Regions from separate parts of the Homo sapiens genome. Here region 1 is linked to region 2. Evidence: chromatin loops called from intact Hi-C (ENCODE). Cell type or tissue: IMR-90. All regions are shown on one strand. Each heading gives the region's core, and the rest is flanking DNA. Links, peaks and the distances in the headings are about the cores only. Region 1 holds the start of CHSY3 (chondroitin sulfate synthase 3). Region 2 overlaps LOC105379173 (a long non-coding RNA gene).

The links. Hi-C counts contacts between places; a loop is a spot of excess contacts. Peaks named below come from ENCODE experiments on the same cell type or tissue, not always from the same donor. Only the 100,000 strongest peaks of a DNase experiment are listed, where the experiment ranks them.
Region 1: it touches region 2 in a loop (14-fold over the local background); 27 of 110 quality-filtered maps call a loop at or near these places.

What each region holds. Positions count from the first base shown.
Region 1 is chr5:129,896,761-129,907,543 of GRCh38, forward strand. CHSY3 (chondroitin sulfate synthase 3) reads left to right here and starts at 7,705. Exons shown (of 3, transcript NM_175856.5): 1 at 7,705-8,871. The coding sequence starts at 8,070. CHSY3-AS1 (CHSY3 antisense RNA 1) reads right to left here and starts at 9,167. Exons shown (of 3, transcript XR_002956248.2): 1 at 9,082-9,167; 2 at 2,701-2,749. RefSeq lists a silencer at 7,863-8,072. In IMR-90, for the core only: no CTCF peak of the experiment used is centred there; no DNase peak of the experiment used is centred there; H3K4me3 peaks cover 923 bases; H3K27me3 peaks cover 470 bases.
Region 2 is chr5:131,409,906-131,420,688 of GRCh38, forward strand. LOC105379173 (a long non-coding RNA gene) reads right to left here. Exons shown (of 3, transcript XR_007058929.1): 2 at 5,166-7,272. Among named protein-coding and RNA genes, the nearest start is that of CDC42SE2, 150 kb to the left of the region's middle. In IMR-90, for the core only: a CTCF peak has its summit at 7,551 (motif pointing left); a DNase peak (open chromatin) is centred at 7,546.

The sequences.
Region 1 (10,783 bases), core at 5,253-7,752, 1.5 Mb before region 2:
TTGGTAAGCTATTGATTATTGCCACAATTTCAGAACCTGTTATTGGTCTATTCAGAGAGTCAACTTCTTCCTGGTTTAGTCTTGGGAGGGTGTATGTGTCGAGGAATTTATCCATTTCTTCTAGATTTTCTAGTTTATTTGCGTAGAGGTGTTTGTAGTCTTCTCTGATGGTAGTTTGTATTTCTGTGAGATCGGTGGTGATATCCCCTTTATCATTTTTTATTGCGTCTATTTGATTCTTCTCTCTTTACTTCTTTATTAGTCTTGCTAGCGGTCTATCAATTTTGTTGATCCTTTCAAAAAACCAGCTCCTGGATTCATTAATTTTTTGAAGGGTTTTTTGTGTCTCTATTTCCTTCAGTTCTGCTCTGATTTTAGTTATTTCTTGCCTTCTGCTAGCTTTTGAATGTGTTTGCTCTTGCTTTTCTAGTTCTTTTAATTGTGATGTTAGGGTGTCAATTTTGGATCTTTCCTGCTTTCTCTTGTGGGCATTTAGTGCTATAAATTTCCCTCTACACACTGCTTTGAATGTGTCCCAGAGATTCTGGTATGTTGTGTCTTTGTTCTTGTTGATTTCAAAGAACATCATAAAGAAAATAATTATATTTTCAAACACCCCCAAGAATTTTGAAGACTTGCAGAAAAATAATCTGCTCTCCCGGTGCCAATATTCTGTTGAAAGTCATAAATCCTTACTTTAAATAACTATTGAAATATTTGTGTCATTATTAGTTCACTACAGACTTAAATAAAAATCCACTGCTGTATGCAGCACCTTAAGATGAATTATAAATTATTCCTGTCTCATTCACTCAAGATACAAAATCTTAGATAGAATACCCAACTTGCTAAGCCTAAGCCATATCCCCTTGACACGGGGTTGAGAGATATGGTATCTAACTTCTCCTACATCCTAGTAAGGTATCCTAAAATTTAAATAAGAGTAATCATTACGGAAAAGGAAAGACCCCTAATCTCTCCTCTTATGTTTAACTTGTCATGATATGTGGTTATAAAGAAATGTATATATGTGTGTTTCTATATGTACATACACACACACACATATATATAGTGTTTCTGTATGTAAACACATACATACATACATATTTATGTGTATAAATATGCAATGTATTCATATGTTGATATCTCGGAATGCAGCACAATGAATCCTGTAAACATCCTGAAATCCAATTGTCTCTGTCATTTAAAATGTTTTTAGGCTTAATAGTCAGAAATGGTATTTTTTTAATTTAAAAAATGTTTTAGCTTCCCCCATCCGTTTAGTTTTAGTTGACATGTAATAATTGTATATATTTATGGGATACAGAGTGATATTTTAATACATGTACATAATATATAATGATCAAATCAGGGTAATTAGCATATGATACCTATCACCTGAAACATTTTACCTTTCTTTGTGCTGTGAACATTCAAAAATCTTCTCTTCTAGCTTTTTGGAAATATACAAAAATGATAATGAACCATATTCACCCTGTGATGCTTCAGAACACCCAAACTCATTCCTCCTATCTAGCTGTAATTTTGAATCCTTTATGCAAGTTCTCCTCCTCCTCCCCCTTATGCTTCCCAGCCTCGAATACCCACAACTCTACTCTCTACTGGAACTGGATACATTAAGGAAAATAAAATAAAGTATATTAGTAAGATTAATTTCACATGTCCTTGCTTTGTAAAATGTGGCTACTAAAAAATTTTAAATTACATATGTGGATAATATTATATCTCTACTGAACAGCACAGATCTATGGGACAGGAAAGGAAACCAATAATTAACAGGGTTGACAATTAAAGCAACAGAAAGAAGGTGGCACATGCATTTTATTTTAAGTTTTCCGAGATAGGAAATATTGAATTGGAGATTATTCATATTTTAGGAAAGTAGTGAACGGAGGCAATTAAAAATAAAAATCTTTTTTTTTTAGCATAAATTCAGTTTAGTGATTAGGAACTTGAGATTTTGCAGCCCATTACCTAATCAGAGACTATTACTACTTACGAAAAAATTCTCATGTGTAAATAGTCCCTTTTTCTTTGTAAAAGCTTGACCGAGTATTTTGCTTATGTCTCAGACTGTCATGGGGCCAAGAAGGGCTGGAAGAAGTGGATGTTTTTATTTCAATTGATTGCTTTTTGACCCTTTCCTAAGTGACAGGAGGAGTTTCATTCTTTCCTCCTCAATTGATCTTCTCACTGATTGTTTAAACAAGTGGACCATATCTTGGTTAGGTAAATCTACAGAAAATAAATGAAGAGTATGTTCTGACCTTAAACAAATGAAGTATTTTTTAAAAATCTTTTTATTATAGAGATCCAAATTTATCTGAAGATAATTACCTACCCTAATAGTAATCAATACCTGGCCAATCAGACCCTATTCACATCTACATCCATTTAGCACCTCCCTCCATCCCATATATTTAAATCCCAGATATCATACCATTTTATCTATAAACATTTCAGTATGTATTTCAGAAAATAAGGACTCTTTGTATAAAAAAACAAGGCTACAATAGCATTATCATACCTAAAAAGTAATTCTTGATTAATAAACCTTTGGTAGCATCAAATCTGCTCAGTGTAAAAAAATTTACTGGAATATTTTCATGGTGATTAAATGCAGATTAATACCAGGCTCTGAAACTTACATAGTTTTATGATATGCCATAAATAATTTACCTTTTCATGTTTCAATATATGAATTTTGATCATCTTCTCATGCTGATTTCTGAGAAAATAAAAATAGAATCAAATTGTTATCTTATTATGTCCCTCTGATTATAATACTCCTTGGCAATATAAAAATATTTTGTAACACAATTTATCCCTTAGGAACAAACTGAATTACCATTATGATTATTAACCACTAGATGCCACAGTTGCTTCACACAAATGAAATTAACTCAGCCTTGATCTGTCAAGAAAAAATGATAACATTCAAAATAGCTTAGTAAAATCCTGATTCAAAGTGTCAGTACAAGCCTAATCTTGATTATACCTTGTAACAGAAGCATAAACTGAACATTCATGTATATATTGACCTTTTACTTTCATAAATGATCAAAGAATGATTCCACCCTTTAAAGTCACTTGCGCCTTTTCTGTGATTTTAAAGTTATTAGTAACCTTTTCCAATTAGTTTTAATATCTAATGTAGTCCCATTAGAGCAGTTTGCTCAAAGACTCTCTGCTAAGTATAGCAGACTTTGTCTTGGGGTGGTTGACATTAAAGTCTTTCCAAAGCCACAGGAACACAATCTCTACAAGAAGAAATCTGTCTTCACTGTGAATCCAGATGATACCTTATGTTCCAGTAGCTACAGCTCAGAGAAGGTGGCAAATAATTCATATGTTACTGTAGTCTAATATGGACATATTTGAAATAGTTAAAGGGTTTAGGAAAGACAGAAAATCAGTTTTGTAATTTTCTTTGTAAACTATTATAATTTTAGAAGGATTTTATTATTGCTTTTTTCTCAAAATCCACTATAGAGGTGCTTCACAGAGATTTTATGAGATGGTTCACAAGTATACTTATTGGCACATTCTTGCTTAGATAAGAACAGCAACTATATGAGACATTTTTTCCAGAGTTATTATTATAGAATTACCTATATTTGTGTATTCTTTCCTCTAACACAGTATATAGATTTTTATTATATTTTGGTATGCAATTATGTTTATTTTTCTTCAATGTTAGTTCCATGAAAATTTCCTCCTCAACAACCCTTACATCCAATTGACATTTTTAAAAATTATTCCTATAACTTATTACTTAATGTTTTGAAAATAAAAAAGTGAGTTCTTGATAGAGATTTCCCAGAAAATTACCTCCTCTAAAAGTCATGTATCTTCAGAACTAAAGTGAGATGAGAAAATTACTTCACTGACTTTGGGAAACGCCCACAAATAACACCCACAAATAACAGGAATCTGAATACATATAAAATTAAATTTACATAAAAATCTTTTCCCAAAGCTTCTACTTATTACAAATAAGGAAAGGGGCAGACACTGTGCAGGAAGAAAAAAAAAAGAGGCTTGTTTTTTCCCTTCTATTCTCAAGTGATGAGGTCACTTCAATAAAGATTTAAATGTTTTCTCTAATTCTACCCTTGTCCCACTGCAGTTTATTTTCTCCCCATAGGAGCTAGAATGATCTTTGTAAACAATAAATAAAAACCAGATCACTACTCTACACAACAGCTTCATTGTCACTCGGAATAAAAGCCAAAGTCTTTATGAATGTCTGCAAGGATCTATATATGCACTGTCCAATATGGTAGTCCCTAGCCACTTGTGTCTATTGAACATTGGAAATGTGGCTAGTTTGAATTCAGGTGTGCTGTAAGTGATGAGCACACAATGGTTTTGAAAAATTAGTACTAATAAAAAGGATGTAAAATATCTCCCGATATTTTGGGTATATTAAGTTGAATAAAAAGTATGAAAATCAATTTCACCTGTTTTTAAATGAGGCTTCTAGAAAAAAATTAAATTATATATCTTGCAGTTGTGGCTCACATTATAATTCTATTCAGCACTGACCTAAATTATCAACAAGTCATCCGCTTCCTCCTTTTTCCAATCTACTTTGGCCTCTGCTGCGTCTCAATATGCCATGTCTGTGTCAAAGACTTGTGTTAGCTACTCCTTCTCCTTGAAAAGTATTATTTCAGATATCTTCAGGATTAGTTTCCTCACTTTTTTCTGTTTTCTGCTAAAAGTATCAGAAAGAACTTTCCTGACGTATCAGTTTTAAGTGGCCTCACCCAACACATAATACACTCACTATCCTTCTCTTTTTTTTAAATAAACACTTACACCGACATATTACAGATATTTCTTTATATGTAAAAATACTTCATATACACACATGCATGCGTGTGTGTGTGTGTGTGTGTGTGTGTGTGTGTGTGTAATCTCCTCTTAGAATACAAGTCCCATGAAGTCAGGACTTTGTTTTGTCTACGTTTTTTTTCTCAGTGATAGTGTCTGCCTCACAGTACATACTAAATAAGTATCTGTTAAATAAATGAAAAGATGAAATGTAATAAAAATAAGATGATAGATACCATGAGAGAGACGTTTTAGCATAAGGGAAGGGATTAGAAAATGAGAACATTTCCCAAGTGTTTACAATGAACTAAACATTATGTTAAGCACTTCATATAGTATATTAATAAAGCCTCACAGAAATGAATTTACAGATGAGAAATCAAAAACTTAGAATTTTCACAACTTGCCCAAGGTCACTTGTCTCATATGTAATATCACTTCAATGATTTCATTTTATCTGAATCTTTTCTAGTGCCTTCCCTGACTCCCATACTAAATTAGATGCTCTTATAAATATTCTCAGAGTACTCTGTATTTCTATTCATATCATTTATCACCATTGTAATTCATTTCCTAGTGTGATGTTTAATGTGTCTTCTTCAATGCACTATAAGCTTCATGATGGGAAGCACTGAATAGTTTGTTGACATCTCCATGTCCAGAGCCTTCCACCTTGTCTAATGTTTAATCTCTAATATACACTTGTTGAATAAGTGAATGAAATTAACTTCCTCTCCAAATATTCCAAACAGTTGATGAATTGGGTTATTTATGCCCAATGAGAATTAATGATTTTGTAGATCAACAATATGAATGGCATCCATTACCATAAAGCCCAGTTGAATACTGCAGGGGAGAGGGTACTGGTGTGTAGGTGGACTTATTTGTCCTTTACTGTTGACCATATGCAATAGGAAATCCTCTGTAAATGTGCTGTCCTACATGGTAACCCCTAGCCACATGGGGCTATTTAAATAAAAAGTAATTAAAATTAAATAAAATGAAAATTCATTTCTTCAATCACACTAGTCACCTTTCAATGCTCCATAATTTTATGTGGCTACTGTCTTATCAGCACAAATAAAAAAAAATTTCCATTATAGCGAAAGTTCTATTGAATAGTACTATTCTAGAAATTTTAAAATGCCTTTGACGATTTAAAAATCAGAAGGGGCCTGTTTGACTAGCTTTGTATTCTAACTAAAATTTAACTTTGAGAGAGCCCAGTAATCTGTATTCCCAAGTGTCTCTGGGAAAAACCTAGACATGGAAAAGGAGCTTCATTGTCCAGCAGATGAAACATTTAGTCAGACGTGCTCATGCACAGCCAGGGACCGGTGTGGAAAGAACCATTCCTCCAAAGGCTCCAGGCAGGCCTAGTGTTCCAGGGACGCTGCCAGCACCTCGCTGGATCGAGCCATTATGTCTAATGCCATTCAATACCATCCCTTTGCGTTTGATGTCTAAAACAGAAGACTGAAATTTGAAGAGAAGGAAGTACTTGGGATGCCAAATGCACCCCAGACTATAGCTTTATGCACAACCTTTAGAGAGAAATTTGTTAATGCTCCCTTCTTCAAAAATCATATACCTTCAGGTAATTTCTTCCTAACGTAACTAAGGCACAATGATTTTGGCCAATACAGCTTAACTTTTTTTGAGATTCTGTTGCTGGACAATTTTCCTCCCTCATTGGAGAGGTAAAATTTTCCTGTCTTTGCCTTAGAAAATAAAACGGTTCATAGGCAAGAATAAAAATCATATCCTCCATTTTATTTTTTGATTAAGTTCACTTATTTTGTGGGGGTAAGAATTTCTTTCGTTTGGATCTTCAGGGTATTGGCCCTGTGAATGTGTGCCCATTTCTCCACTATTTGCCAGTCCCACTGAGCCAATCTTCTACCAAGACTGAAAATAGACCATAGTTCTCATTTCTTGAACAGATATCATCAGGAGAGCCGAGGGGGAGACCATTAGGCAGCCCCACATTTTCCAACTCAACAGGTGGAGGACATGGGATTTTTACGTTCTTTGGGGATTGAACCCCCACACACCACCAACTCCCTTAGCCTTTCAGGATAAGTATTTCCAATCCCTCAGAGATTTTCTTAGGAGAGACCCTAACGACAATGGTGCTTCTGTGAAGGACTGAGGAGAGCTGGTGGACGATGCAGGTAGGAGGGAAGTTAGGCTGGGAGGAGAGGTGCTGGGATGGGACGTTTGGTTTCCTGACAAGTGACCGACTAGAGAGAGAAGGCGCGGAGTGGCAGCGGTAAGAACAACGTGGAAAGGACGGAAAACGCGAAGAGTGGCGCCCTGGCGGACCTGGGGCGGGGCAGAGTGGTAAGGGTCACGCCAGGACGTACCCGGCTGTGGGCCGGGGGAGGAGAGCACGGTGGGACAGCAACGAACTTGCTGGGGGCTCCCGGACCCGAGCTCCGCCGATGAGGTCAGCGGAGCCTAGGCGCCGGGAGGAGGCCAGTAGAGCCCCCAGACACGAGTGTCGGGAGGCCAGCGGAGGGGCGGGACGGGACGGGAAATGGGACGAAGAGCAAGAGCTGGGGGAGGAGGGAAGAGGGGGCGTCGGCGCTGCAAGCCGGAGGCGGCCCGACAGGGATCGTTTCCTTCCGGAGAGGAGGCCGGCTCTGGACTGAGGCGCGGACGGGGGGCGTCCAAGGGCGGGTGACGGGGAAATACCGCGGCCCGCGCTTCTCTCCGGCTGGCAGCGGTGCCGCCTGCGGCTCCTCCTCCGGGCCAGCTCGGAGCCCGGCGGCGGGGGGAGCGGGAGGCGGGAGTGAGGGCGGGGGCTCGGGAAGGAGGGAGGAGGGAGGGCCCAGGCGCGCCACTGACAGGGTGGCAGCCTAGGAGCGGACGCGTTGCCGCCGCCGCTGCTCCTCCTCCTCCTCCTGCAGCTCCTCCAGCTGCCGCTGCTGCCGCCGCTGCCGCCACCGCCGCCGCCGGGAGAAGTTTCACTCCCGACCCTTGCTCGGAGCCCCGGCCCAGAGCTGAGCGGGAGCCCGGCAGGCAGCTGCAGCCCGCGGCAGTCGAGGCGTCCGCGGCGCTTCGACCTCCAGCCGGTGTCGGCGCCTAGGCGGCCGGCTGCGGCCGCGGCTGGGGGCGCAAAGGCGGAGGAGGGGCGGGTGTGAGCCGGGGAAACCGCGTGCCGCGCCGCGACAGCCCAGCGAGCGTCCGCGCCCGGGACAGCCGCGATGGCTGTGCGCTCTCGCCGCCCGTGGATGAGCGTGGCATTAGGGCTGGTGCTGGGCTTCACCGCCGCGTCCTGGCTCATCGCCCCCAGGGTGGCGGAGCTGAGCGAGAGGAAGAGACGTGGCTCCAGCCTCTGCTCCTACTACGGTCGCTCTGCTGCTGGCCCCCGCGCCGGCGCTCAGCAGCCGCTCCCCCAGCCCCAGTCCCGACCACGGCAGGAGCAGTCGCCGCCCCCCGCGCGCCAGGATCTCCAGGGGCCACCGCTGCCCGAGGCAGCACCCGGGATCACCAGTTTTCGAAGCAGCCCCTGGCAGCAGCCACCTCCGCTGCAGCAGCGGCGGCGAGGACGCGAGCCTGAGGGCGCGACGGGGCTTCCCGGTGCTCCAGCGGCCGAGGGGGAGCCCGAGGAGGAGGACGGGGGCGCGGCTGGGCAGCGGAGAGACGGCCGGCCGGGGAGTAGCCACAACGGCAGCGGGGACGGGGGCGCTGCCGCCCCGAGCGCCCGACCCCGGGACTTCCTGTACGTGGGGGTGATGACCGCGCAGAAGTACCTGGGCAGCCGCGCGCTGGCCGCGCAGCGGACCTGGGCGCGTTTCATCCCGGGCCGCGTGGAGTTCTTTTCCAGCCAGCAGCCCCCCAACGCCGGCCAGCCCCCGCCACCCCTGCCTGTCATCGCGCTACCGGGTGTGGACGACTCCTATCCTCCCCAGAAAAAGTCCTTCATGATGATCAAGTACATGCACGACCACTACCTGGACAAGTATGAGTGGTTCATGCGCGCCGACGACGATGTCTACATCAAAGGTGACCTCCCTGCGCCGGCTTTCCAGCCTGCCAGTCTCCCCGACTCCTTTCTCTGTAACCGGTCCTAGCCCCTGCCCAGCCCCTCCGCTGCTTCTCTGCCAGCACGTGCTTCGGGCTCCCACAGGCCCTGGCCCGCCCTCCCCACCCCTTGCATCCGCCCACAATTCGTAGCCCGTTCCTCGTCTTCTGCAATCTGGACCCTCCTCACACCTGCCTGGCTTTATTCGCCTTCCTCACTTGCTGTTTTCGGTGCCGCCTCGCGCTTGTCCCTTAGTCTTTACCTCGTCGGAGAGGTTAGAAAAGGAACCTTAGAGCTAAACCAAAGGCCATTCCCACTCTGCCCTCCTCTGAAAGCCCCTGCTGATGGTAGTTTCCCCAATCGGTCCAGAGGGGCGTGGTCTTCAGGAAGGGAAGACGGAGGATGCTAGCTACAACTAGTCTGGAGATCCAGTGTTCTGGCTTTGGATCTTGCTCTTTTGTTTAAACTGGATCTAGCGCACTTTTGGAACTGCTCAGATTGAGGAATCGTCTTCGCTGTCCCGGACCCTTTCCTATGTGTTCCCTTCCCTTTGGCTCAACTCTCCACATACTGGGAGTCCTTGGCCATCCCCACCGTGCCAGCGCGCTGCTCCTTCCAGCCGCTACAGTTCAGCACCAAGCCGTCCCCCATCCCCCCGCCACACCTCAATAAAACCCTGAGAGGATGGGCATGTTGTAAGGAATTGGTGGTGGGGGAAAAGAGGAAAGCACCCGCTAATAAGCCAGACCCCTGGGAACAGCAGACTGTACTAGCACACACTAGTATTGGTTCCTTTCCAGTGCATTTTGTTGGCCGCGGTGATAAGCAGAGGCTGGAAGTCCTTCCCAGAACCACAGGCAGCCACAGCAAGAAAAAACTTTTTTTGTCAGTTTAAAAGAGGCGCGGTCTTTTTCCCGGAATGTGGGCGGCTCTGGACAGAGAATTTCTAAACTCAGCGGATCAAAGTTCTTTAGGTCAGAGAAGTGAATCTTTCCAGTCCAGCCAGTTGCTGAGATGGGGAGCAACGCAAGGGAAGCAGCAGGGTTGTACCGAATGAGGTTTCTCTGTGTTTTCCACATTTCCTTGCTTCCCGGTCAAAGGGGGGCAGCCCTTCCTTATTTTATGCCTTTCTACTCGTAGCCTCATTGCTTCCTCCTGATTCGGATAGTACTTTTCACATAATGCAAGAAAAACGAACAAAAAGCCAAACAATAAACCCAAACTGTTGCATTTTGGCACAAGGAATTAGTGTAATCATAATAACTAGAGATTTCTTGGCTTTGGATTGGAAGGAGGGAAGTCACTCTAGAGCAGGTTGGAATAGAAAATACTGATAATTGGATATAAAAATAAAGAATGGTCTCATTACATTTTTAACAGTGGTATTTAGGATTGACTCAAAGAAGAAAGCTTCCTCTACTTTAAGTTCCTTGCCTTGGATATCTCAAAATTACAAAGGTTTCCTGGCAGAAGTTTGCCACATTTTGCAGGGAATTTATAAAATGCATTAACAGCACCTACTTCTTTCATTTGTTTTAATACTTTGAAAGATTGTCCTTCAGAACATTAAAATGACATATTATTTCAATTTCTATTAAGAATGAAATGTGTTTTGAATTAAGAATCCAATAATAGCTGAAACTCATTGAGATACACGGGGCAAGGCATGGGATCAAGATAATGACTGCAGATGCTGTGCTCATCAAAAATGGTAGTAAAGATGCTGACTGGGAATATGAAGAAGGTGACTCTCTACTTATTCCAATGTATCACTTGGAATACCAAGTGCTTCTCAACTGTTTTAGCTGCAAAATTTTATTTTTAAACGTTTTTTCTGAACTTAACAAACTGCAAGTGAAACCAATTACACTAATTTTTGACAAACTTTTTTCT
Region 2 (10,783 bases), core at 6,502-9,001:
GGTGTGGTGGCTCACACCTGTAATCCCAACACTTTGGGAGGCTGAGGTGGGTGGATCACAAGGTCAAGAGATCAAAACCATCCTAGCCAACATGGTGAAACCTTGTCTCTAATAAAAATACAAAAATTAGCTGGGCATGGTGGCGCACACCTGTAGTTCCAGCTACTCTGGAGGCTGAGGCAGGAGAATCACTTGAACCTAGGAGGTGGAGCCTGCAGTGAGCCGAGATCGCGCCACTGCACTCCAGCCTGGCAACCGAGTGAGATTCTGTCTCAATAAAATAAAATAAAATAAAATGGACAAATGGAATCACAACAAGTTAAAAATCTTCTGGGCCGGGCACGGTGGCTCACGCCTGTAATCCCAGCACTTTGGGAGGCCGAGGCGGGTGGATCACGAGGTCAGGAGATTGAGACCATCCTGGCTAACACGGCGAAACCCCGTCTCTACTGAAAAATACAAAAAATTATCCAGGTGTGGTGGCGGGCGCCTGTAGTCCCAGCTACTTGGGAGGCTGATGCAGGAGAATGGCGTGAACCTGGGAGGTGGAGCTTGCAGTGAGCCAAGATCATGCCACTGCACTCCAGCCTGGGCAACAGAGCAAGACTCCATCTCAAAAAAAAAAAAAAATCTTCTGCACTGCAAAGGAAACAATCAGGAAACAATCAACAAAGTGAAGACACAACCCACAAAATGGGAGAAAATATTTGCAAACTACCCATCTGACAAGGGATTAATAACCAGAATATATAGAAGCTCAAACAACTCCATAGGAAAAAATCTAATACAATAAAAAAAATGGGCAAATGGTTTGAATAGAAATTTCTCAAAAGACATACAAATGGCAACAAATCAAAACTACAATGAGAAATCATCTCACCCTCAGTTAAAATGGCTTATATCCAAAAGACAGGCAATAACAAATGCCAAAAATGTGGAGGAAAGGCAACCCTTGTACAATGTTGGTGGGAATGTAAATTAGTGCAACCACTATGGAGAACTATTGGAGGTTCCTCAAAAAACTAAAAATAGAGCTACCATCCAACAGTAGGATCCAACAATCCTACTGCTGGGTATATATACCCAAAACAAAGGAAAGATATCTGCACTCCCATGTTTGTTACAGCACTGCTCATAAAAGCTAAGATTTGGAAGCAACCTAAGTGTCCATCAACAGATGAATGGATAAAGAAAACGTAGCACAGGCCAGGCGCGGTGGCTCATGCCTGTAATCCCAGCACTTCGGGAGGCTGAGGCAGGCAGACAGCTTGAGCTCAGGAGTTTGAGACTAGCCTGGGCAACATGACAAAAACCTTGTCTCTACTAAAAATACAAAAATTAGCTGGGCGTAGTGGCACATGCCTGTGGTCCCAGCTACTCGGGGGACTGAGGTGGGAGGATCACTTGAGCCCAGGAGGTGGAGGTTGCAGTGAGCCAAGACCACGCCACTGCATTCCATCCTGGGTGACAGAGACCCTGCCTCAAAAAAAAAAAAAAAAAAAAAATTGAGTGGCACATATACACAATGGAATACTATTCAGCTATAAAAAAGAATGTGATCCTGCGTGTCATTTGCAACAACATGGTTGGAACTGGAGATCATTACGTTAAGTGAAATAAGTCAGGCACAGAAAGACAAACATCACACGTTCTCACGTGTGTGATCTAAAAATCAAAACAATTGAATTCATGGACATAGAGAGTAGAAGGGTGGTTACCAGAGGTACAAAAACATAGTTAGAATGAGTAAGACTTACTATTTGACAGCACAATAGGGTAACTACAGTCAGTAATATACATTTTTAAATAAAAGTGTGTAATTGGATTGCTTGTAATATAAAAGATAAACGTTTGAGGGAATGGATGCCCCATTCTCCCTCTGATTATTTCATGTTGCATGCCTGTATCAAAACATCTCATGTACCCCATAAATATATATACCTATGTACCCACAAAAGTTAAAAATTAAAAAAATTGGCTGGGTGCAGTGGCTCACACCTGTAATCCCAGCACTTTGGGAGGCCCAGGTGGGCAGATCACCTGAGGTCAGGAGCTCGAGACCAGCCTGGCCAACATGGTGAAACCCCGTCTCTACTAAAAATACAAAAATTAGCTGGGCATGGTGGCACATGCCTGTAATTCCAGCTACTCAGGGAGGCTGAGGCAGAAGAATCAGTTGAATGTGGGAGGCGGAGGTTGCAATGAGCTGAGATCGTGCCACCGCACTCCAGCCTGGGTGACAGAACGAGATTCCATCTCAAAAAAAAAAAATTAAAAATTAAAACAATTGGCTGGGCATGGTGGCTCACGCCTGTAATCCCAGCACTTTGGGAGGCCGAGGTGGGCGGATCACCTGAGGTTGGGAGTTCAAGACTAGCCTGGCCAACATGGAGAAACCCTGTCTCTACTAAAAATACAAAAATCAGCCGAGCATGGTGGTGCATGCCTGTAATCCCAGCTACTCGGGAGGCTCAGGAGAATCACTTGAAACCAGGAGGCGGAGGTTGCAGTGAGCCAAGATCACACCACTGCACTCCAGCCTGGGCAACAAGAGCGAAACTCCGTCTCAAAAAAAAAAAAAAAAAAAAAAAAGAAAAAGAAAAAAAATTAAAACAATTGTAAAAAGGTTCATCCATTTTGCAGCATGTCAGAATTTCTTTCCTTTTCAAGGTTAATAATGTTTCATTCATTGTATGCATCCAGCATTTTATCCATTCATCCACTGATGGGCACTTGGGTTGCTTCCACCTTAGCCATTGCTGATAATATTGCTATGAACAAGGGTGTACAAATATCTCTTTGAGACCCTACTCTCAATTCTTTTGCACATATATACATATATATATATACACATATATGTATATATACACACACACATATATATACACATATATGTATATATACACACACACACATATATATGTACCCAGAAGTGGAACTGCTGGATCATATGGTAATTCCATGTTTAATATTTTGAGGAACTTACATATTATTTTCCAAAGCAGTTGCATTACTTACATTCCCATCAAGAGTGTACATGACTTCTAATATCTCTACATGCTCTCTAACAATTGTTATTTTCAATTTTTTTGACAGTAACCATCCTCATGGGTGTGAGGTGGTATTTTGTTGTGATTTTGACTTGTGGATTAGTGACACTGAACCACTTTTCATGTGCTTGTTGGCCAACTGTTATCTTCTTTGGAGAAATATCTATTCAAATCTTTTACCTTTTTTTTAAAGACAGGGTATCATTCTGTCACCCAGGCTGGAGTGCAGTGGCAAAATCAGGGCTCACTGCAGCCTCATCTCTTGGGCTGAAGCGATCCTCCCACCTCAGCCTCCTGAGTAGCTGGGATTACAGGTATCTGCCACCACGCCTGGCTAATCTTTAAATTTTTTGTGGAGACAGGGTCTCACCATGATGCCCAGGCTGGTCGTGAACTCTTGGGCTCAAGTAATCTTCCTGCCTTAGCCTACCAAAGTGCTGGGATTCTAGTGTGAGCCACAGTGCTCGGCCATTTTTGCTGCCCCCAACCCCTTTTTGGCAGAGTCTCCCTCTGTCACCCAGGCTGAAGTGCAGTGGTGTGATTACGGCTCACTGCAGCCTCAACCTCCCAGGATCAAGTGACGCTCCTGAATGGCCTCCAAAGTAGCTGAGACTGCAGGCACGCGCCTCCATGCCCGGCTAATTTTTAAAATGTTCTGTAGAGATGGGGTCTCTCTATGTTGCCCAGGCTAGTCTCAAACTCCTGAACTCAAGATATCCTCCTGCCTTGGCCTCCCAAAGTATTGGGATTACAGGCATTGCTCGACCTTCTGCCCATTTTAAATTGGGTTTTCTGTTGTTGACAGAGAGATTTTATTTGATAATAATTTAAATAATATTACTTTTAATATTGATAATTTAAAGAAATATTTTTGAAATATGTATTTTAAATGTTATATAAAATGCATTTCAAGTATTCCAGTGTAAAATATACACTGTGCTCTCCCAATCAGAATGGAATGGACTTTATTTGAACCCCTACAGATAACAATATTGTCATTAAAAATTAGGAAACTGAAATTTAGAAAGGATGAGCACCTTATCCAACAGGACACTGAATTTTTCAGTACTACCTTCAGAGATCACTGAACTGTAGCCTGTTTTTGTCTAGGCTTAACTAGGGAAGAAGCCACTTTCGATCTCACGCAAATGGTTAACAGAATCTATTTCCTGTGGCTGGGGAGCTGAGGGCTCTGGCTTCTTGCTGACTATTGGCTGCAGTCCTCCCTTAGCTCCTAGAGGCCTCCTGCAGTTCATGTCCCCATGTGCCTCCTCAACATGTGCACTTCATTAAGCCAAGGAGAGCCTAGAGCTAGTTTGCTAGCAAGATGGAGTCTTATACAGTGTAACATAATCGTGCAGCTACATTACACCACCTTTGCCATTTTCTATTGCTGTGAAGCAACTCACAGGTCTCAATCATAACCAAGGGGATGATACAGTAGAAAATGGCAAAGGGCATGACTACTAGGACACCAGGGTGGCAGACTGTATTTTTCAAAAACAGCCACAGCAATATTCTCTGACATGGTCTTCTAGAACCTTGTTACTTTTTATCAACAATTTCCTCTGCTTCCCTGTCACTGAACCTGGGTGACACACTGTGATACAGCTTGCCTGGCTCTCTCTTTTGCGATACTTGCCCTTGAAACTCAACCTCCATGATCTGAGGCAGGCCAAAACAGCCCATATGGAGAGATCACATGGAGAGGTTCACGTGGTCAGGAATAGAGGCCTCAAACAACAGCCAGCATTAACTCTCAGCTATGAGCTTTCAAATAATTCCTGTCCTGAGCCTGAATCTTTCAGCTAAGGCCTTAATCACTGTGGAGCACAGAAAAGCCAGCTTTTCTAAACCCTGTGCAAATTCCTGAACAATAAACAAGCATAATAAATGGTTGTTTCATGCCACTAAATTTTGGGTTGATTTGTTACACAGCCATAGTAATTGGGACATGTTAATAGAATAAAGGAGCAAGAACCCACAATTATTTCAATACATGCAGAAAAAGCATTTGATAGAGTCTGACATTTATTAATAATTAAAAAGTTCCAGCAAATTATAAATCGAAGGGAACTTTCTTAATCTGACAAAGAGTTAATACATAAAACTTACTGCACACAGTGTATTTATTGTTGACAGTTTTTCTCTATCATCACTTCTATTCATTATATTGGAAGTTCTGGGTAACTGAAAAAATAAAAGGCATAAGAATTAGAAAGGAAGAAATAGAACTGCCTTTAGCTGCAGATTACATGTCTATATAGAAAATCTGAGATTATTATTATTATTAGGATTCAGTGAGTTTGGTAAGACTGTTGGACACTGGAACAACATTAAAAAATCAATTTTATTTCTATTTGACAAAAAATAATCAAAGTCTGGGCACAGTGGCTCGTAAGTGTAATCCCAACACTTTGGAAAGCCAAGGCAGGAGAATCACTTGAGCCTAGGAGTTCAAGACCAGCTTGGGCAAAATTAGTAGACCCCGTCTCTACAAAAACATTAAAAAATTAGCTGGGTCCATGTGGTGTGCACTTGTAGTCCCTTCTACCTTGGAGGAGGTCGAGGCTATAGTCAGCTGTGATTGCACCACTGCACTCCAGCCTGGGCAACAGAGCAAGAAACCATCTCTTAAAAGAGAGAATAATTAACAACTGAAAATTTAGAAGCTACTATTTATAATAGCATCAAACATACTGCTTAAAAATAAATCTTACATAAAAAGTATGAAACTCTTAAACCAAAACAATAAAACAGAGCAATAGAAAATCTAAGTGGAGAAATATACTACATTCATAGATCAGAAGACTAAATTTCAAGATGTTACTCTCCTTCAAAATGATATATAGATTCAAGAAAATCACAATGAAAATTGCAATTGTATGCATATGTGTAAGTGTACTTGTGTGTAAGTTGGTAAGCTGGTTCTAAAATTTTTTGGAAATACAATGATACAAGACATCAAAAAAGGAGAACAGGGTTAGAGAACTTTCTCATTAAGATATTGATATGTGTAATACTAGAGTAATTAAGAGTGTGGTATTGGAAAATGGAGAAATAAACAGGCTAATGAAACAGAATACAGACCCCAGAAATAAACTCAAGTATACTGGACACTCAAGTATATATGGACACTTGATTTACAGCAAAGATGGCAGTGAAGTGCACTAGACAAAATGTCTTTTCAATAAATGGTGCAGGAACAATCTGTAGGTAGAGGAATGAAACCTGACTCCTACCTCATACTACACATAAACATCTATTCCAGATCTGTTTTAGAGCTAAATTTAAAAGGCAAAACATTTAAAATGTAACACAGAATATAATCATGAACTTAGAGTAAGGACTTCTTAAGCAGAACACAAAGGCTGGGTGCAGTGGCTCACGCCTGTAATTCCAACACTTTGGGAGGCTGAGGTGGGTGGATTACTTGAGGTCAGGAGTTTGAGACTAGCCTGGCCAACATGGTGAAACCCTGTCTCTACTAAAAATACAAAAATTAGACGGGAGTGGTGGTGGACATCTATAAATCCAGCTACTCGGGAAGCTGAGGCAGGAGAATCACTTGAACCCAGGAGGCAGAGGCTGCAGTGAGCTGAGATGGCGCCACTGCACTCTAGCCTAGGCTACAGAACAAGGCTCCATTTCAAAAAAAAAAAAGTCAGTAGAAAATGATTTAATAAAAACCCTGCAACACAAAAAGCACTAACTATAAAGGAAAAGAATAATACATTTCTCTAGTTTAAAGTTAAGAACTTCTCAAGAGACACCATTAAGTGTATGACAAAGCAAGTCAGAGAGGGACAAGCTATTTGCCACAGGTATAGCTGACAAAGGAGTCAGATCCAGAATATATAAAGAACACCTCGAAATCGATTTAGAAAAGAATACTTACAAAGGCATTTCATAAAAGAGGAAATGGCCTATAGTAATATGAAAAAGGTGCTCAACCCCACTAATAACTAGGGAAATGCAAACTAAAACCACAATACCATTACATACCAACCAAAATGGCCAAAGTGAAAGAAGAACGCTGAAAATACCAACTGGTCAGAACAGATGAGAACTTGCCAGGGAGTCTTTGTAATACACAGTTGTTCAATATATATTGTTAGACTTCTGATTTTTTTTTTTTAGTGCATATTTTGTACAGGTATGTTTTTCATTCCCATTCAGAGTTGGACCATTTGTATTTTCTGGTAGGTTTCTCTTGTGGTCCCTGAAAAAATCCAATGCTTACTGAGTATTGCAAATCCTATGCCCACATTTACAAACAATATACATATTAGAGTATTGCTAATACCATACTATCATTCACTGTTATCCAAAGATTATCCAACTAGAACCTAAAATTCTATGACATTTCCTGGTTTGGAAATGCTTCAATTTTGTCAAATATTTCACTATTGGCTGCAGAAACATCTGCAATGACGACTAAGAAATTACCTTGCTCTCTCTTTAAAAGGAGACTTCCAAGAGTCATATTGTAGCGTGGCGCCACCTGGTGGTTCCACTGTATCCAACGTATTTTTTTTCTTCTACCATCTCTTCCCCCTTTCAGCCCTTTTCTTGTTTCTCCTCTTCCCAGGTTCATCTGCCACTACATTCCACATTAGACAGCAGCACAGTTAACACTTCGCCATGGCCAATTCCGAACCTATGCAGAGTTTTACAGAATGAGATAAAGCACTTCTCTGTATGTTTATTAGATAATTTTTTCTTTTATGAAGTGCTTCATTAAGGTTTTTGCCCATTTTTCTATTGGGTGTTCCTTTTCTTTGGTATACAGAAGTACTTTACATACCTGGACACCTGTCCTTTGACGGTTATATGAATTAATATATTTCCCAACTCTACAGGCTTTTTGTTTTTGTAAATGGTGTTTTTTGGTGAATGCATTCTAGTATAGTCAAATATATCAATCACTTCATTTAGAGTTACATTTTCTTTTACCTTATTTAAGGAATCCTGGCCAGGCGCCTGTAATCCCAGCACTTTGGGAGGCCGAAGTGGGCAGACCACTTGAGGTCAGGAGTTCAAGAACAGCCTGGCCAACACGGTCAAACCCTGTCGCTACTAAAAAAAATACATACAAAAATCAGTCGGGCGCAGTGGTGCGCACCTGTAATCCCAAGCTGCTTGGGAGGCTGAGGCAGGAGAATCGCTTGAACCTGGAAGGCGGAGGTTGCAGTGAGCCAAGACAGTGCCACTGCACTCCAGCTTGGGTGACAGAGTGAGACTCTGTCTCAAAAAAAAAAAAAAAGAAAAAGAAAAAAGAAATCCTTATTACTTCTGAAATTTTGTTATACAACTTTGTTATTTCTTCTGTAAGTGTTTGGTAGAACTTACCAGTAAAGTCATCCAAGACTGAAGTTTTCTCTGTGGAAAAGCTTTTAAAGAGGATTTAATTTCTTTAATAGAGGACTATGAAGTTTTCCATCTTGTTATAGTTTTGTTAAGCTGTGTTTTCTATGAATTTGTATATTTCATGTACATTTTACTTACTCAAAGTGTCTTAATATCTCTCTAATTTCTTTGTAATTATAGTAATTCTGGCTGAGGTGGGTGGGTCACAAGGTCAGGAGATCAAGACCATCCTGGCTAACACGGTGAAACTCTGTCTCTACTAAAAATACAAAAAGTTAGCCGGGTGTGGTAGCATGCGCCTGTAGTCCCAATTACTCAGGAGGCTGAGGCAGGAGAATTGCTTGAACCTGGGAGGCAGAGGTTGCAGTGAGCCAAGATCACGCAACTGCACTCCAGCCTGGGTGAGAGAGCGAGACTCCTTCTCAAAAAAAAAAAAAAAAAAAAAAAAAAAAAAAAAAAAAAAATATATATATATATATACACACACACACACATATATGTACATAAATATATATTTATATATACGTATATATACATGTATATATACGTATACATATACACATATATATGTATACGTATATATACATGTATATATACGTATATATAAATATATATTTTATATATAAATAAAAAATATATTTTATTTATATATACACATATATAAGTATACATAAATAAAAAATATATATAAATTAAAAAATATATATATATAAATAAAATAATTCTTTGGTTGGGTACAGTGGCTCATGCCTGTAACGCCAGCACTTGGGGAGGCCAAGGTGGGAGGATTGCTTGAGCTCAGGAATTCAAGACCAGCCCAGGGAATATAGTGATATCTCATTTCTCTTTAAAAAAATAAAATAAATAAGTAGCCGGGCACACCTGTAATCTCAGCTACTCAGAAGACCGAGGTGGGAGATCACTTGAGGTTGAGGCTGCAATGAGCTATGACTGTACCACTGCACCCCAGCCTGGGCAACAGAACAAGATCCTGTCCCCACCCCCGCCCACCAAATAATAATTCTTTTCCATCTCCAACACTGGTTAGTTCTGCCATTTTTTCCCTTGATCATTTTCACCAAGGGTTTACCAATTATTTTTTCAAAAAGCAATTCTCGTGCCTCAGCCTCCCGAGTAGCTGGGACTACAGACACTCGCCACCACGCCTGGGTAATCATATCCAAAAGGTTCTGATATTCTTATTTTCATTTCAATTCGGTTCAAAATACTTTCCATTTTCCACTGGATTTGGAGCTACATTTCTTCCAAATTTCATAATTTTTATTTAGTTCTTCTGTAATCAGACTGCCTTCTCTATATGATTTAAGCCCTCTGAAATTTATTAGTAAGTTTCTTTATGGCCTAACATTTATTCAACTTTGATAAATGATCCATGTTCATCTGTAAATAACATATATTTTGCAGTTATTGATACAGTGTTCTATACAGGCCCATTAGATTAAGTTTGTTCACTATGTTGTTCCAATCACTATTTCCTTACTGATTTGGTGGGAAGGGGTGTGTGTGTGTGTGTGTGTGTGTGTGTGTGTGTGTGTGTGTGTGTGCTTCTATCATTTCCTGAGACAGCTGTGTTAAAATCTTATATATAGACTTCTACTTTTGGTCAAGATGGAATACCTGTCACTCTATCCTCCTGCCTGAAGCAACTAAAAAACTGAACAACGTAGGTAAAACAATGTCACTTAAGACACGGGCCATCAGGCACTGAAGAACAGTAACTGCTGACCGAACATGAAACAAAAGAGGTAAGCCCTGCCGCTGCCCCAGAATTTATTTCCTGAACAACATTTCTAGGCCATAATGCAAGGGAGGGGAAACCCAGACCAGAGTCCACCAATTTTTCCAGATTTTAAGAGACAGAGGCAAGAGTCAGGGAGGCTAAAGGGCTACAGTTCAATCTTTCATAAACTCTCCCAAGAATAGACAAAGAGGAAACAACTTCCAGCTCTTTCCACGAGGACATTTTTACATTAACACCAAAATCTGACAAGGGTATGAAAAGAAAGGAAAATTATACACCACCTCTCTCTTGAATACAGATGCTAAAATTCTAAATGAAATATTGCAGCCGGGCGCAGTGGCTCACTCCTGTAATCTCAGCACTTTAGGAGGCTGAGGTGGGCGGATCACGAGGTCAGGAGATCGAGACCATCCGGGCGAACGCGGTGAAATCCTGTCTCTACTAAAAACACAAAAAAATTAGCTGGGCGTGGTGGCAGGAGCCTGTAGTCCCAGCTACTCGGGAGGCTGAGGCAGGAGAATGGTGTGAACCCAGGAGGCGGAGCTTGCAGTGAGCCAAGATCACGCCACTGCACTCCAGCCTGGGCAACAGAGCGAGACTC